Regions from separate parts of the Homo sapiens genome. Here region 1 is linked to region 2. Evidence: chromatin loops called from intact Hi-C (ENCODE). Cell type or tissue: heart left ventricle. All regions are shown on one strand. Each heading gives the region's core, and the rest is flanking DNA. Links, peaks and the distances in the headings are about the cores only. Region 1 holds the start of PRDM12 (PR/SET domain 12). Region 2 overlaps ASS1 (argininosuccinate synthase 1).

Region 1 (8,293 bases), core at 294-8,293, 180 kb after region 2:
CACTCTGCAACTTGAGTGTGAGCTCATTCACCTGATACGTGAGGCATCACAAACAGGCCTGGTTATTGTTCCCACTCTACAAATGAAGTCACAGCCATTTCAGCAGGAGCCCTCAGAGAAAGCTGTCAAGAGAGACCTCAGAGCCACCAGGGCGACCTAGGAGAAGCTCTGGCCTACCAGGGTGCACCGCTTGGAAGGTGGTCTGAGAAGGCAAGAACTGGGTCTGCCCTGGTCACTTGGTGCCCCCAGGGCCTTGTATGGGACCTGGTACATAGTAGGTGCTCAAAAAATGTTTGTTGAACAATGCAATGATTCCCCATGAGGCAGGAGATGGTCTGGATGGCAGCAGGTGGCCTCAGGGAGCAGCAGTCAGGGCACAGCCCCCTGACTCCAACCCCCTGTCTGCTCTGGGGCAATGCAGGGAGGACATTTCAGGTGGAATTGAGTGCAAGGTTCTGGAAGGCAGGAGGCGGCTCAGGGAAGTTGTGGAGGAAGGGCTGGGTGTGGGGTGGGAAGGGACTCGGGCAGAAGAGGAGGTTGTGAATGGGTCGGAGAGGGCTCCTTCTGGCTGCCCCTAGACCCACCAGAGGGGCAGGCAACAGAGGAGGGTGAGCTGGAGGCTGGAGGGGCCAGGGAAGACGGACAGGGAGGGCGCCTGCCTCCCACAGACCCCAACCAGCCTGCCCTCTTCAACCTTTCCCTGCTGTTTTCCCCAGGACTCCTTTTGCCCTCACACTCCAGTCTCTCTGTAGCACCCTGTTGCTCCCTCTTGGTGATCCAGCTCTTGAAAGCCTCTCCAGGCCTCCCGCTCTTTCGGAAGCCGTGCCTCTCCCCCTCTGCTTCCTTCATCTCCGAGTCTTTGTACCCCTGCGTCTCCGACTCGGCCTTTCATCTGCTCCCTCCACCTCGGCATCGCCTTGCCTCAGTCTCCCCCGACCCCTGTCTCGCCCCCTCTGCTTCCAGAAGCCTGCGCCTCTGTCTCTCCCACCGCCCGGTCTCCTGGTGTCCCCGGCGTCTCTCCCGTCGTTCCCGCCGCCTTGATCAGCCTGGGCTGTGGCGCTGGCATCGCTGGCCTGGGGACCGGGGTGTGGGCGATGGAAGGGGGTTCGAGAGGCGCAGGGGAGGGGCTTCCCCTCCTCCGCCCCTGGGCGCCTGGGGAGACTCGCGTGCCAGTCACCTGCCGGTCGGGGCGCCGACTTCGCGCCTACGCACTCCACGTGGGCGCCCCGGGGCGCGCCTTTGTCTCTCCCGAGCCTTGAAAGCTAATTACATTGGGAGGGGACAGGGGTGGGGTGGGAGAGGGGGCCGCTGTCCCCATTCACTGAGCCGAGGCCGCCACTCCGCCGGCAGCCCCGCGCAGGCCTGGCCCCGAGTCACGTCTGTTGAAACCGTTTTTTTCGGCCTCGCCCCCACCCGCCTTGGCAGCCAGCCGCGCCTTTGTACGCGCCGGCGGGGGCGCCCTGGAACCCTGAACCGTCTTACGGGGAACGGGGGTGGGGGGAGGGGAGCGGCGCGGGCCCCACGCGAGGAAGGAATTTCCTGGGCCACTGCGAAAGATTGAGGCTCAGAAAGCCAGAGAGAGACGTGCGAGGAGGAAGCGGAGAGGGTGTGCGAAGCTGGAGAGGGAGTCGGAGCGCCAGCGAAAGAGGGGAGCGCTGGGGAAGGAGGAAGAGAAGGAGAGGGGGAGAAGAGAGACGCGGATGCTGGGCGCGCGACGGCAGCGGGCGGAGGAGGGGAGCGGCCGGGAACCTGCGCGCAGGGGAAGCCAGGACGGAGCGCAGCACCGGCAGGGGAGGGTTGCCGAGGGGCTGTGCCGAGGAGCCCGGGTGGGGGCGGCTGGACCGCGGGCCGCGGGACTCACAGACAGTGCGAGGCGGCGCGGGGGCCCCTCTCCCTATGCGGGGCTGGGGCGCAGGGGCTGGGCGGGGCGGGTGGGCGTCTGAGCGCGGCGCGGGCGCATTCTTCGCCTTTTCTTCCTCGGGCTCATTCCGGCCGATCGATACCTGCGCGGGACCTGCCCCCGCCGCTAATATCTTTTTAATGAGTTCGCCAGGCTTAAAGCGAGCGCGATCTGCCCTCCAGGGTGGATTTTCCCCCGGCAGATGTTTCGGGAGGAGGAGGCGCGCGGAGCTCCCGGGAGGGGGGACAAATCTCTCCCTCCGAGGGGCGAGAACAGGAGACTTTCTTCTAAAGTTCAAAAGAAAGACGGGCTTTCACTCGGCCCCCAAAAATGTATTTCTCGGCGGACAATGGGCTTCTTTCTGCGCCTCTGAGGGCCGGCGGGGCGGGCAGGGCGGGGACCCGTGCGCTTTGGCCCCGCCTGACCGACTCGCACCCCCCTCCCCCGCACCCAGGCCCGGGCCCCAGAGCGAGGGCGCAGGAGCCGCGAAGCCGGCCGCCCTTCCGAGCGTCCCCCTGAAGCGCACTGTCGGGACCTGGCTCTCCCGGAGCTAAGCCCCGGCGCACCGGCGAGAACGAAAGCGTCGTGCGGGGCCCTGGGCTGTCCCACACGCCCCCGTTCTCATAGGTGCCTCAGCCGGGCCGAAGGGACGCGCGCTGGTGCCTCAAGGGGAGGACGAACGGACCTCCGGGCTTGGGCCGCGGCCTCCTTCCCCTCGGCGCTCCGCCCTGAGCGGGGCAACAACTAGAAATTAGCCAACCCCGGGCGGCTGCCGGGCCCTGAGACTGTCTTGCCCGCCCCGGCCCAGCCACCCCTCCGGGTCGCCCCTGCTCTTCTCCTCCACTTCCCCTTCAATGTCCCTCCGTGGGGCCGTCGGCCTGCCGCGGCGGCCCTCTCTCCACTCCCGTGGGCTCAGGGGAAGAGGGCACCCGGGCGGCGAGGATGACCTCCGAAGAGCCGCGGCAAATTGATTCGTTCCGCCCGGAGCCGGGGCCGCGTGAATGGGGGCCCGGGCGGCGGCGGCAGCGGAGAAGAGGATAAAGATGTTCTCCCTGAAAGGGGGAGGGGGCGCGGAGCGGGAAGCGGGGCCATTCACTCCTGGCCCGGCCCCTCGGGAAGCCGCGCCGAAGAAAGGGGGCCGAGGCCTATTCAAGTCCTACGAGCCGCCCACAATGGACCGATATACTGAGGGCCTCTCTATTAACGCCCATGAATATTAAAGAGATCGCCAAGTGGCGGCCAGCGGGCGAGGGGGGCGACGGAGCCTGAGAGCTCCGGCCCGGCCGAGGGGAGGGGGCTTTTGCGCGAGCACATTCCGCGCCTGGGCCCCGCGGAAAATGACAAAATAACACGGGTCATCCGCTGGGAAAGCCCGGAATGTTTCCCCTCGAAATCTCCTCCCGGGGAGATGTGAGCACAGGGTCTTGCTCCCTATTTCAATGCACCTTGAGACTGGGCGCTACCTACGGGCTCCTTTTTCCCCGGGCGGGGGTCCAGGTGGGTTTTGCCGCTAGACTAGAAGCACAAAATGTGAGCGCGGTGGAGATTTGGGCGCACCAGCTGGGAGGACGTTCTGCGCTCCGCTTCTGCCCGGCTCCCAGTACTGCTCTCCGGGCTTGCGGGTCCGGAGGAGAGGAATGGGACTCCCTGGCCGCAGTCCGAGCCCGTGGTCACTGCGCCAGCGGAATCCAAGCCTCTAACTCTAAGCCGGGGTTCAGGACCCAAACGCTGCACCCCAGCACGGAGGATGCACAGACCTGAGGGCTTCCCGCAGTGGGACGTGGCCCTGGAGAGGGCAAAATCCTCGGGGTTGTCGTGGGGTAAAGTGATCTTACCCAAAGAGAGACCAAGCAAAGAAACCTCAGTTCACAAAGTCCAACTCAAACCATTGCACAGACAGGGACACCGAGGCCCAGAGAGGAAAGGGGCAGTCCACAGGACACACAGCAGTCCTTATCCCCCTTTGGTGTCCTGGAGGAACTGAGGTCGCTTTCGGGGCTTGGGAGCTGCCGCAGCGCTTGGCTCCTGGCAGCGCTCCCCGACGTCGTCTCCCTCGCTCCTAGCACTTTGTCCTCTCCACCTAGGTCTTCCCAGAAGCCAAGAAGTAGGCCCCGGTGAGGCTCCCCTGCAGGAGCCATCGGACTCCATACGCCCCCTCAGACTCGAGCTCTGGCCAGGGAGCCGATGCGACCCACAAGCTGCGTCGAAAAATGAGTGGAGGGTTCGGCGACCCTAACCCACCTCCCTCCTCAGCAGCGCTGCCCTCTGCTGGCGCCCTGCCCAACGGTCCTGCCTTCTGCCAGGTGTGCCCTTCCTTGGGCTCCAGCCTCGGGCGGACCCGGACGCAGGGTCTGAAGGCCAGCTACCGCCGCCTTCCTCCCTTTGCGTCCCAACGGGGACGGGGGATGCCGGAGACTACTGGCAGGAACTGGGGACCAGGGGTCTGGAGTCTGGACGCCAGGTGTGAGACCCTCTTAGCCAAGGCGCGTCCGGGTGGTGGAGGGGCGTCTATGCCAACAGGCGTTTGGACAGGGTCTCGCTCATGGGAGGTCAGCTCGCTGTTCTTCCACCCAAGTCCTCCGCGCTGAGGAGAAGGTCTAGGGAGTCCACACAGTCCAGCGGAGACTAATCCGTGAGCCTGACCCACGCCGAGAGGGTCCAGGCACCTCTGTTAGCGGCATCTGAAATTGTAGGCTGGTGATGGGAGCCAGAAGTGCGGCAGGTGGGGTGAGCTCCCTCACCCAGCATGTCAGGGCCTGGGGTCCGAGGCTTGAGGCTGACACTGGGGAGCCGCGAAGCCTGCAGGAAGCGGGGCCTTCCGCTGGGCTCAGCAGCTACCTGCTTCGGGAGAGGGGATCGCTGGGCTCCGAGGTGCCTCGAAACCGCCGCAAAGCAAGTCTGCTCCTGGGATGATGGGCAGGAGGAATAGAGGAGAGGAAGGGAAAGAAGAGAGAGGCAGAGGAGAAAGAAAGAACTAGGAGGCAAGAAGGAAGGGGCGCCGCAACGCCACCGGCTTCCCGAGGTTGCAGCTCAGCAAGGAGCCGGAAAGCCGGGCCGCAAGCCGAACCCGCACTGAGGCCTCTCGCGGAGCTGCCTGCAGTTTCTGAGGGACTTCGCTCTCAGGCACGCCTGCTCCCACCTAGGAAGGGTCTCGGGACCCCTTTCAATCCCCCTATATCCCGTAGGAAATTCTTTTCCCAGAGACAGGCTGCCAGGGCGATTCCTGTCCGCCCATCTCGACCCCCGACCTGGCCCCGCAAGGGCCGGGAGCCTGGCCTTCCATGAAGCTGTCTCAGGCCGGGACCAGCCCCAGCCCCGACGGCCGCTGCGGCCCCGCCTCGGCAGCCCCGTGAGCCCGCGGAGGAGTTTCGCACCCGACCGTGCACAGCGACCGAGTTGGCGCGGCCCGTATGAAGCGAAGCGCCGGCTTCAGCAGCGCAGTCTGAGCAGGGGATCCGCGTGGCAACTAGGGCTGCGCGCGAGCTCGGGGCGACTGTGGCGGCCCGGGGAGTGCAGGGCCGGAGAGGGAAGAGGACGCGGGCTCTGGCCGGGGAGGGAGAGCGGTGCAGGGCTGGGCCGGCCAGCCGGGGCAGCAAAGTAAAGGTGAACGCCGGGCTGGGCCAGGCCGGTGAACATAGATCAGGCCTGAGGGGAGCGCGGGGCCCGAAGCCAGGCGTCCCCTCTTGTCTAGCCTGGTCCCTGGAGTCCTAGAGAGCCTCGCCGCACCCCCTCCCCTTCTCCGTCCCCTCCTCTCCTCAGAGCCGGCTGAGCCTCCCTCCCTGCCCTGCGCTTCCCACGGGGAGAGAAGGAAAAACAGGAGGGGGGAGGAAGGACCAGGAAGGGGAGAGAGGAGTGGAGGGGTACTGTTTGGAGCGGTCCGCGCGCCCCCGCCCCTCGCGCTCTCGCGACGAAGGCTCCTCGAGCCCAGCCGGGTACAACAAGTCTGTCCTCCGACGTCAGGGGGTCATTAATAACCAATTAGGAGGGTCACTGCGGCTCCTATAAAGGCGCTGAGATTTTGCCAAGGGGAAGACGGCCCCGGCCGAGTGTGCGAGAGGCTAGCGCGCGCCTGAGCCCCTTGCTGCCGCTTCCCTGCAACCACCCGCCTCTCACCCACCCTGCACCCCCCGCACCCGCCTCCGCCTCCACCCGCGTCTCTCCACCCTCCGCGCCGCCTTTGCCATCTCTACAGATTTCACCATCTCTCTTCCCCTCTCCCCCTCGTTCGCTTTCCTCCCAGTCGCCCCCTCACCTCCCGCTCCCTCCTGCGTCCTCCTCCTCTCCGTCCTCCCCCTGCTCTGGTTCCTTCTCCATCGCAGCGCTCTCCTCTCGCCCCTTGGGCTCCCCTCTCGCCCGCCCACCTCCCCCGTCGGCCCGGCCGTCCCCCGGCGCCGGGGAGCTCCGGGCCGCCCATGATGGGCTCCGTGCTCCCGGCTGAGGCCCTGGTGCTCAAGACCGGGCTGAAGGCGCCGGGACTGGCGCTGGCCGAGGTTATCACCTCCGACATCCTGCACAGCTTCCTGTACGGCCGCTGGCGCAACGTGCTCGGGGAGCAGCTCTTCGAGGACAAGAGCCACCACGCCAGCCCCAAGACAGCCTTCACCGCCGAGGTGCTGGCGCAGTCCTTCTCCGGCGGTGAGTCCAGCCGTCGGAGCCCGGCGCAATCCCTCCTCCCGGCGACCCCCATTCCCGTCCTGGCGATGCGCGAGACGCGGCTGGGATACCCGGCCTCGCTGCTACTCGCGCCAACCTGGGCTCTCCCGGCGCTCGGTGCACCTCAGTTTCCCCATGGGCCAAACCAGGACGCGAGCCACCAAGCAGCTCCGCAGCCCACCCGGCTCAAGGACCGACCCCGGCGACCCCGTCGCTCGGCCCCGACGCCCCCGCCGGCCCCTCCCTTCCCCTCCTGCGCTTGAGCTGGCGGGTTCCCGGCATTTACAGCCTTACTAGGCGTGTAATAGCAGTTGACTCAAAAAGAAGGGGTTTTAAATTCATTTAGTTAACTTGGGCTTGACCCACGAAAGTTCCCACTTAAACCAAGAACTTTAAAAGGCAGCCGGGGCTGGGGAGGGGGTGGAGGGAGGGCGGGCGGGGAGAAAAAGCCGCGGGGAGAGCGAGGGAGAGAAAGAGAGAGCGAGAAAAGTTTCTTTTCTTTAAGATGTCTCAAGTTCTTATTCCTCATTCATCAACCCGCAAACAATATCTTTCCCTGGCTCTGGCATCTCTGCGCGTCGCCCTCTTTTCCCCCTTTACGATTTCTGTTCCTCTCTTAATTTACCGTGAAGACTAATTCCACTTCCATTCACGCTATGTCAACCATCTAATCCCCCTTTTTTGTAAGGGGAATTCCTCGGCCCCTTTTAAACAAGTCCCCTCCGCATTGAGCTACAATTTACTGCTACAGCATTCTTCCAGGGCTAATGAATTTAGAATTAGCAATTTCTTTCGAATGGAGCCGAATGAATGCGATCACTTTAACAGCGTGACAAATTGCCCGCCGCGCCGCAATGGACACCGTTTAACCCCCCCCTTTCAGCCGGCCCGCTCGCCGGGTATTTTCCCAGGTAGCTTAGAGGGGAACCTTGTAAGACATGGAGGCCGCCCTTGTGCGCCTCGCCGCTTCCAGCCCTGCCGCAGATGCCCGACAGGGGAACCCTCGGGGAGCTGGGGGCCGCCGCGGCTCCTCCCCGCCCAGAGAGATGACATCGGGGTTTGTCTGAGCCCGGGCGCCGCCCTCCCTGGCACCCCAGGGCCTGGGAGCAGAGAGGGACTCGGGCGCGCCCGGGGTCACACAGCGAGCGCAGAGCCTGGCCAGCTGCTGCCGGTGCTTCTTTGGCACCTCCAACACCTGCCAGCCCGAGGTCTGTCCCCAGCGCTGATCACGGCCCGGCTCCTCTGCCAGTGCCCAGAGCCTGGACACACAGTGGGCTCCCGGAAGCCGACTAGGCGAAAGAGTCTCCGGTTGGCCTTCACCTCCTTGCAGGACCTGGCCTCAGTTTCCCTGTGCATAAAACCGCTCGCTGCCGTTGGCTCATTAATTCTTAAACTTATCCGGGGCAGAGGATGGAAGAAGTTGCGAATGCTTTGAGAATTCGCGGAGAGACTAAAAACCCACTTCTAAAAATGATCCCCAACGCACCACTCGCTTTCCAGGGCACGGAGGGTCTCCAGGTTGCAAACAGAGGAGAGGTCGTTGAGCCTCCGCACATCCGACTTCCTCCACACCCGGGTGGCTTCTCTGGATTTGGGGCCGACTTGGGTTTGGCTGGTCTGGGCAGGACCGAAGCCGGGGTCCCGGCGGGGAAGGAAGGGCCGGGCCTCGGCTGCCTCGGGCTCTGACCGGTTTTCCTGGCCCCGCCGCCGCAGAAGTGCAGAAGCTGTCCAGCCTGGTGC
Region 2 (8,285 bases), core at 1-8,000:
TCTCAGGCCCTTGGCTGGATGGGAGGCCAGGATAGAAGGAAAGGGAGCAGTAGTTAGCTGTGGCGCTAGGCAGGGCCCCAGGACACAGGGAACGGAAGGAACAATGTGAACTCACACCTGGGCAATCCCTGCTCTCTCTGGGCCTCAGTTTCCCCACCTGTCCAGTGGGCACCTGGACTAGGTGACCCGGCTCAGATGTCCTCTTGAGTCTTAGATCCTGAAATGCTGCCTAATGTGTGGCCTAAGCTGTGCCCACCCTGGGACAGCCCAGCTGGGTGGGTGACTCTGAGCCTTGCGGTAGCGCCCGAACCTAATGGACCAGTTCTTCCCACAGGGGCAAGCATGGCGTGGGCCGTATTGACATCGTGGAGAACCGCTTCATTGGAATGAAGTCCCGAGGTGAGTCTGCTCAGCCTCCCTCAGGGCCTGCCTCGGGACCCAGCAAACCCAGAGATCCCTGAGACCCTGTCCCCTTTGGACGCTACTACCCCCATGCTCCGTGGGCGACCTTGGGCACGTCCTTTCACCACACCCCGTGAGACCGCAGTTTCCCTCCTGCCAAGTGGGGATCGTGGGCCCTTTGCCCCTGACTTTCAGGGTGTTATGAGAAGAGCTGTCCAAGGGCTGGGAGAGGCCCAGGAGGGCCTGGGGAGTCTCCGAGGAGCAGGGAGGCCAGGGCCAGGCCTGGAGGTCAGGCTGTCTTGTGTCTGGGGTGGGCAGGCCGGGTGTGGAGGCAGACCGTGCAGGCCCGATTTCGTGGTCATTAAGGCCGCATGGAGGCCGCCGGCCAGGCAGGGCGAAAATCCTGCCAGGGGTGGGCGCTGTGGCTGCACAGGCACTGGGAGCCGGCCAGGGCCTAAGGACCTGTCCCAGCATCAGGCACGGCTCACTGGCCCTTTTCTCCAGGGATGGGGCTGTGCCACAGTTGGGGCTGTGCCGCAGTTGAGGCTGAGCTTCAGTGTGACATGCCTGCCACCTCGGCTGGCCTCTAGCCTGCCTAGCCTCGTATCCGCCTGTGGCTGGGCCCAGGAGCAGGGCAGTTGGTCCCCAAGCAGGTGCCTCTGTCTTCTCTTAGTAGCCAAAGCCCATGATTCCCTTTGTCAGCCAATCAGCATTTCATCTTGACCACAACCCTCCTCTCCAGGACTCAGTTTCCCCATTCATACACCAAGGGGATCTCAGCTCCCTGAGGGTCTGCCAGTGTGTGATAAAGCCATGCTGTGTTCTTTCTTGGGGGTCCTAAGAGGGAAAGAGCAAGGTTTCAGCAGTTGCAGCCCCTGAATTGGGCACCTGAATTTTTATACTGGTGGTGGGGTCAGGGCTTCCTGTTTCGGTAAATGTTCAGGTCTCTTTGCTTAGGGTTGATTTGAAAAGATACCACAACCAAATATCACCTGGCCACGGTATAGTCACGGCCCCATGTCTCTCAGGCTATTTTTACTAAGATTCTAAAATCCAAAGAGAGCCGATCACCCCATGTGGGCCAGAAGAAAAGGGTGGTGGTCCGGAGGGCAGGATGCCTGCTTCTGGTCTCAGGTTTGCCCTGCCTTGCCCAACAACCTTGGACTTGTCATCTATCGCTAGGCCTCAGTTTCCCCAAGTGTAATGCGGTAGGCGCTGGGAGTTGCATCACTCTGGCTCTGACCTGTCTGCGTTTCCCTGGAAAGGCATGGCAGCATGGACCGGGGCGGGGACGGGCTTGCCTCGAAAGACATGGGAGCGCGGAAGGGGAGGCAGGCTCGCCTCTTTCTTGTGGCTTTAGCTCCTTGCTTGCTGTTATTCAGGAGAAACAACCTAATTGAAGCTCTGGGGAGGCCTTGAGAACAATGTTACTAATTAGCTGCTCCTTTTTATCCGGGCTTACCTTTGTCTCTTACCTATATTAACATGTGATTAGATGCCCCTTTGTCGCAGCCTGCCCTTGGGAGCCAGCGCGGTGTGCACCCTCCAGGGAGAGCTGGGAGGGACCTTGAGGAGCCACAGACCAGCACCCCATTTACAGATGCGGAAGCCAGGGCTGGGGAGGGGTGGGATAGAGGGCTTGCTTCAAGTCCCAGGCACTTTAGTGGCAGGACCAGGACTGCCATCTGGGCCCAGAGTGGCATGGAGTGGAGGGCTAACAGCTTAGACTGGAGTTGGACAGATCTGGGTTCAAACTCATGTATGGTGGCAGGAACTGGTACACTGGAAGTGCTCCATAAATAGCCATCAGTCCCCCGGGCATGTGGAATGGGGACAGAAGCAGCCCCCATCCTCTGGGAGCTGTCAGTGTGGCGGGGGGTGGGGTGGGTTCCAGTATTGCACCTGTCTTATCATAATAAGGGCCTGCCACAGGCATGCCCTTGCCATGCCTGTGGCAGGCATCACCAGTCAATGCTGGCATTATCCTGTTGACTCCAGAGGTATCTCAGGGCTGCTTGCAGGCACTACCAAATGATCAGGATTGGCATACGTGATGAAAGTGTATTGCCTTCCCTATTGGAAAGATAAGGACTGGCCTGAAGTCACTGTGAAATGGCATCCTGTGGGGTGGGGCGAGTCAAGCAGAGTTGAGCAAAAATGAACTGAAGGAGGTGGTTAGTGATGAAAACCTGGAATGCACTATTCTGAATGTGGAATGGTAGCTGACAGCATTCCACGGAGGCTGGACCTTTTTCCCAGAATGGGGGCCTCATCCCCGTAGAAGGTCAAAGCCATGAGATCAACAGTCTGTTCCAATCCCCGTGGCTCCTTACCACCCACCTGGGGAAAGCTTCCTGGAGCCCAGCCTTCACTCTGCCCTGGTACTTTGTGTGTGCTGTTGGAGGCTCTCCCCAAAAGCACAGAATTTAGTCAGTGTCGTACAGGGAAGAAAATCGGGATTCTGACGGCAAGAACTTGCTGTGTGATCTTAGGCAAGTTTCTCCCTCTGGAACTCCAATTGTCAAGGGGCCAGATGAGGAGGTCGTATCATCTCCCTCTGAATGTCCTCACTCACCTATTTTCTTGCTTTGGGTTGGGGAGAGAAGACAAAGTTGCTAGGTAATTTTAGGGTGGTGTCTTGTTTTTATTTCTCTACTCCAAATATTTCATGTGAGAAGGAAAGAGGAGAGACGGTAAATTAGGGCACTGTGGATTCCCCCATGACAAGGTTTTTATTAAGTGTACAGTAATGAGAGAAGCTGTTAATCGTCAATTATATTGAGGGCAGAACAGAAAGATGCTATTGTCCGTATCTCGGTGTACAAGGGGAACATGTCATTTGTATTGATTTTACAAAGCTCGTAATTGAAATTCGTTAAGGGCTGATTTTTTTCTCTGGGGGGCGGGGGCGGGTAGGGAGTTGGGCAGCGCCAGTGCCCTGGGTCTGGGGTGGCCTAGTCAGCGGCGCTCAGGGTCAGGGACAGGGGGCTGGGGAAGCCGCGGCTGGAGTAGCTTTCTCCGTATTGTGGCTGTTCACATGTCATTATCACATTATCTTTTTAACTCTGGAGGGGGGCTAATTAAGTGAAGTAAATGAAATCAGTGGGGAGGAGAAGGGGGGCAAGGCAGGCCGGAGGGAAGCCGAGGGAGGCCGGGAAGGAGCCAGCGCATGTCCTTGTGCTCAGCCTCTTTCTCTGTCTCCTCTCTGGCCCCAGACTTCTCCCGCCGCTCTCCCCTCTCCGCTCTCCTCCCAGCCCTGCCCGTCTCACCTCTGCCTGCCCCCGCCTTGCTCCTCCTCCTTGCCTTCCTTTCCTCCTCCCTCTCTCCCTTTCCTCCTCCCTCTCTCCCTTTCCTCCTCCTTCCCCTCTTCCCTCCCTTGCCCTTCCCTCTTTGCACATCCTCCTCCCCATTCCCCACTCTCCCCTCCTGTCTCCCTTCCTCCTTACTCCTCCACTTTCTGGCCCAGAAGGAACAAGGGCTGTCACCCACTTGCCCAACGTGCCCACCCACCATCTGGAACATTCCAGATGGAGAATGGAGGGAGACCTGTGAAGCAAAAAGGTTTTCAGCCCCAGAGGCCCACCCAGGATGGGGCCCGCCAGGCACCAGGAGCATAGAGGATGGCTAGAGTCCCACCCTGACTGGCCTCCCATCACCATGGCAACTGCTTCTCACCTTGGCCCTGGTACCTAAGAGGGGAGCCCTTGGGCTCCAGCCAACCCCTATGCCCCACCTCTTCCAAATCACTTCTTCTACTTTCCCAAAGGACCAGAGCCTTTAGTCCAGGTGCCCTCACCTCCAGCCCAGGCCCCAGCTGAGCTGGCGGATCCCACTCAATTCTGCAAAATTGCTCATTCTGCCTAACCTGGCAGCCTCAGGGACAGATGAGAAGAATTTGGGCCACAGTAGCTGTTTGGTTCCCACCTCTTTCTGCTTGGTCCACTCTCCCCCCAGCCACCCCTGGCCACCCCTAGATCCTTGCCCGTCTCCCCACTCCCCGCTGCACCTTTCTTGGCAGTAATTATGGTGTGATTGAAGCTGCTCCACAGAGAACTGCTGACACCTCTGTCTTTTTCCTGTAAACACGGGGAGATGAAAATAGACACTTGGAGCTGCTGTGTGTGTCACTCCAAAGATGTCCGTTGTCTCTTCCACGGCAACACAGAGGCTCAGCTGTCATTTCCTCCTTCTCTCTGCGCAGTGGTTTGTATGCCGACTGTCAAAAGCCCCAAATTCATAGTCTTTTAGCATCAGGTTTCTGTCACTGTTTTTTTTTTCCAGAAGAAACACACAGAAATCATCTGTACCCCCTACCCCTGTGGAGAGGAGAGGGAAGAGCTTTAAACGCACACACACACACACACACACACACACACACGTGCGCGCGCGCGCGTCGGCAGCAACCTAAAAACAAGTTTTTTGATCCGTCACAATTAACACTTTCGAAGAAAAGGAGCAGGAATATTAATTGCACTGGTGTGTTTTGTGGCTGCAGCCTTTCCCCTTGCCCGTGAGCCCTCCGGAGGCTGCCTGGGAGGGTGGCAGCCAGGAAGCCGGTGCTGGGGGCTCAGGAAGAGGAGGGTTCTGCCTGGCCTCTGCCCACCAGACATTCTCTGCTCCCGGTGGCACTGGCCTCATTTTCCTGGGGACACCTGTGATGGGCCAGTAGCTGGAGGACCTTGGACAAGTCACAGCTCTTCCTCGAGCCCTGAACCCCACCTGCGCCCTCCCCTCTCTGGACTGATGGGAGGCGATGCTGTGGCCTCGAATGTTCTCGAGACAAGACTGTCAGTAAGTAGGGCACACCTGGAGGACGCTCTGAACACTTACCTTTGAGGTAGGTCCCAAAGGAAGTTGGAATGTCAGAGCAGCAGGAACTTGCAGCCTTCTTGTTTTCCAGATGGGTTGCCTGGGTCTAAGAGAGGGGGCTGAGACCGGCCAAAGTCACACAGCAAAGCCAAGCTGGGCACCTTCTGTAAAGGCCAAGCTGGGCACTTTCTGTAAAGCATGGTTGTAGGACTCCTGGTGCCCAGCTCCAGCCCTGCAAATGTAGTTTGGACTGCCCTACAGTTGGCCGAGCTGAGGACAGAAAAGCAGGGAGGCGGGCCTGGGTGTCTAGGAGTTGAAAATGAGGAGGGCTCCTGCTACCGGCCTACCCAGGATGGCGCCATTACGACTCTGTGGCCAGTGTAAGGATGGGCTTTGCAAGTTTCTGGAATTTTCCAAAATGTACCCAAACTAATCACTAGAAGGCCTGTTTCCAACCCGATATGTATCCAGTTCTAGCATGTGCCAGGATGGAGGACCAGCAGGACTTTGTCAGTGTCGTGCTCTTGGGAAATTGCTTTATTTCTGGTAATAAGGTTTCTAGGCTGATTGAAAATTTGCTCCTCGAACTTTATCGTTATATCTGCCATTTTGGAGACAGAGATTTCCTGTTTCTGCACACACTGGTCTTTCTGGACACACTGCTGAACCATTCCCCTTTCTGGTGGCTTTTTTGGCACTGTCATGTTTGTGTGCGGTCATCATGTTTTGTTTTGTTTCTCTTTCAGACAGGGTCTTGTTCTGTCACCGAGGCTGTAGTGCAGTGGTACGATCATGACTCACTGCAGCCTCAACCTCCTGGGCTCCAGCAATCCTCCCACCTAGCATACACCACCACACCCAGCTAATTTACCATTTTTTTGTAGAGACGGGGTCTCCCTATATTGCCTGGGTTGGTCTTGAACTCCTGGGCTGAAACGATCCTCCCACCTTGGCGTAGTAGCTAGGACCACGGGCACATGCCACCACGCCCAGCTAATTTTTTTAATTTTTTGGTAGAGATGGGGTCTCACTATATTGCCCAGGCTGGTCTTGGACTCAGCTCAAGCAATCCTCCCTCCTTGGCCTCCCAAAGTTCTGGGATTACAGGTGTGAGCCCCCGCATACCTGGCCTGTGCTAAGTTCTATGTCCCTGTTCTCCAGGCTGTCTATAATGACTTTTCTCAGTCATTCCTCTGTTTCTGCTGCCATCAGCCTTTTTACCCCTTCCTGGTTTGTGGCTCTGAGCTACTCTGCAGAAAATGATGACGGACCCATTTGAACTGTTTTACAAGAGTCACGGTGAGGCCTGAGGAACTCCCGAGGGATTTGAGGGCTTGGATCTCTGCATAAACTTGGAGAGAGGCCATTTCCTAATCAGAGGTCACAACTAGATTCAGACGGTGGACATGCCGAAGGCTGCAGCCCCCACCAATGAAGCGGGATGGGCTCTTTCACAGCACACGATACTCATATTTGCACCTGGTTGCTCTGAGGGGCTTTCACAAGCATGTCACCTGACACCAGTATATCAGGGGTTTACAGATGAGAGAACCAAGCCCCCAGAGAGGTTCCCTTCTGCCCAGGAACACGGAGCCATGGTGAGAACCAAGCTTTTCCTCCACAGCAACAGCCTGGACTTGGGCTTTTTCTCTCACGCTCTGGTTAGCAGTTGATCACTTTGCCAAAGGCCCTTCGAGGCCACCTGGAGCTGAGATGGGAGACCCCGGGGCCGGGCCCATTCCCCCTCCAGTTGGCTGGGTGGTATTAGGCAAGCCACCCCCCTCCCCAGGCCTCAGGTTCTCATTTGTAAAACTGGTGTGTGGGACTAGATTTAAGGTGAGTCCAGAGTTTGCAGAGGGGCCTCTGTTCCTCCCAGCACAACCTCTGCCATCTCTTCTATATGCTGGGCTTCTGCCGCAGGCTGTTTGAATATTAGGTTGGCAGCTAACAGTCGGGAGAACACGGTACCGGATTGATCCTAATGCAAGCTCTGACATTTCCGTGATTCTAAGACTTAAAGATCAAAGACTGGAGGAGTTCTCCAAGGAGGAAACTTCTGGTTAGTGCACGAGGGCTCAGCAGACTCAGCCTCCCCAGATCCCCGGTAGGCTTCAGAGTCAAAACCAATATCCTTCATGGTTTTTTTTTTTTTTTAATTTAAAACTGTGGTAAAATACATGTAACATAAAATGAACCATTTTAAAATGCGTAAGCGTGCCGCTCAACGGCATTAGGTCCTTTCCCAGGGCTGTGCCACTGTGACTACCGTCCACCTCCAGAACATTTTCTTTTTGCAAAGCTGAGACTCTGGCCCCATGAAACTCCCCATTTTCCCTACCCCGGCCCCTGGCAGCCACCATTTCTGGCTGTATGATTTTGATGACTCGAGGGACCTCGCATGAGTGGAACATACAGTGTTTGTTTTTGTGCCTGGCCTTTGTCACTTAGCGTCACGGCCTTATGTTGATGCTGTGGCATGTGTCAGGATTTCCTTCCTTTTTTTTTTTTAGACAGAGTCTTGCTTTGTCACCCAGGCTGGAGTGCAGTGGTGTGAAATCAGCTCACTGCAACCTCTGCCTCCCAGGCTCCAGTGATCCTCCTGCCTCAGCCTCCCAAGTAGCTGGGGCTACAGGCATGTACCACCATGCCCGGCTAAATTTTTTTGTTATTTTTAGTAGAGACGGGGTTTCACCATGTTGGCCAGGCTGGTCTTGAACTCCTGACCTGAGGTGATCCACCTGCCTCGGCCTCCCAAAGTGCTAGAATTATTACAGTCATGAGCCACTGTGCCCGGCCCCCTTCCTTCTTAAGGCTGAATAATATTCCATCGTATGGATGGACTGCATTTTGCTTCTTCACTCATCCCTCGATGGACACCTGGGTTGCTTCCGCCTCTTGGCTATTGTGATTAATGCTGCTATGAACATGAGTGTACAAATCCTTTCTGGGTTTTTTTCAAGCAGCCACTGTAGAAAGATGTTAGTAAATTCCCAGGATAACTGAGAACCTGCCCTTTTAGTGATGTAACGTATGGTGGAAGAAAGGAAGCTCTCGGGGTAGAATCCATGGAGATG

The links. A loop is a pair of places that touch in the nucleus more often than their neighbours do. Peaks named below come from ENCODE experiments on the same cell type or tissue, not always from the same donor. Only the 100,000 strongest peaks of a DNase experiment are listed, where the experiment ranks them.
Region 1: a loop joins it to region 2, with 2.8 times the contacts of the local background. A loop is called at or near these places in 5 of 110 quality-filtered maps.

What each region holds. Positions count from the first base shown.
Region 1 is chr9:130,658,342-130,666,634 of GRCh38, forward strand. PRDM12 (PR/SET domain 12) reads left to right here and starts at 6,253. Exons shown (of 5, transcript NM_021619.3): 1 at 6,253-6,535; 2 at 8,267-8,293. The coding sequence starts at 6,313. RefSeq lists enhancers at 4,695-5,536, 6,827-7,500, 8,254-8,293. In heart left ventricle, for the core only: no CTCF peak of the experiment used is centred there; DNase peaks (open chromatin) are centred at 1,857 and 4,730; H3K4me3 peaks cover 1,496 bases; H3K27me3 peaks cover 8,000 bases.
Region 2 is chr9:130,480,051-130,488,335 of GRCh38, forward strand. It overlaps ASS1 (argininosuccinate synthase 1), which reads left to right. Exons shown (of 15, transcript NM_054012.4): 11 at 335-399. Among named protein-coding and RNA genes, the nearest start is that of ASS1, 39 kb to the left of the region's middle. RefSeq lists an enhancer at 16-771. In heart left ventricle, for the core only: no CTCF peak of the experiment used is centred there; no DNase peak of the experiment used is centred there.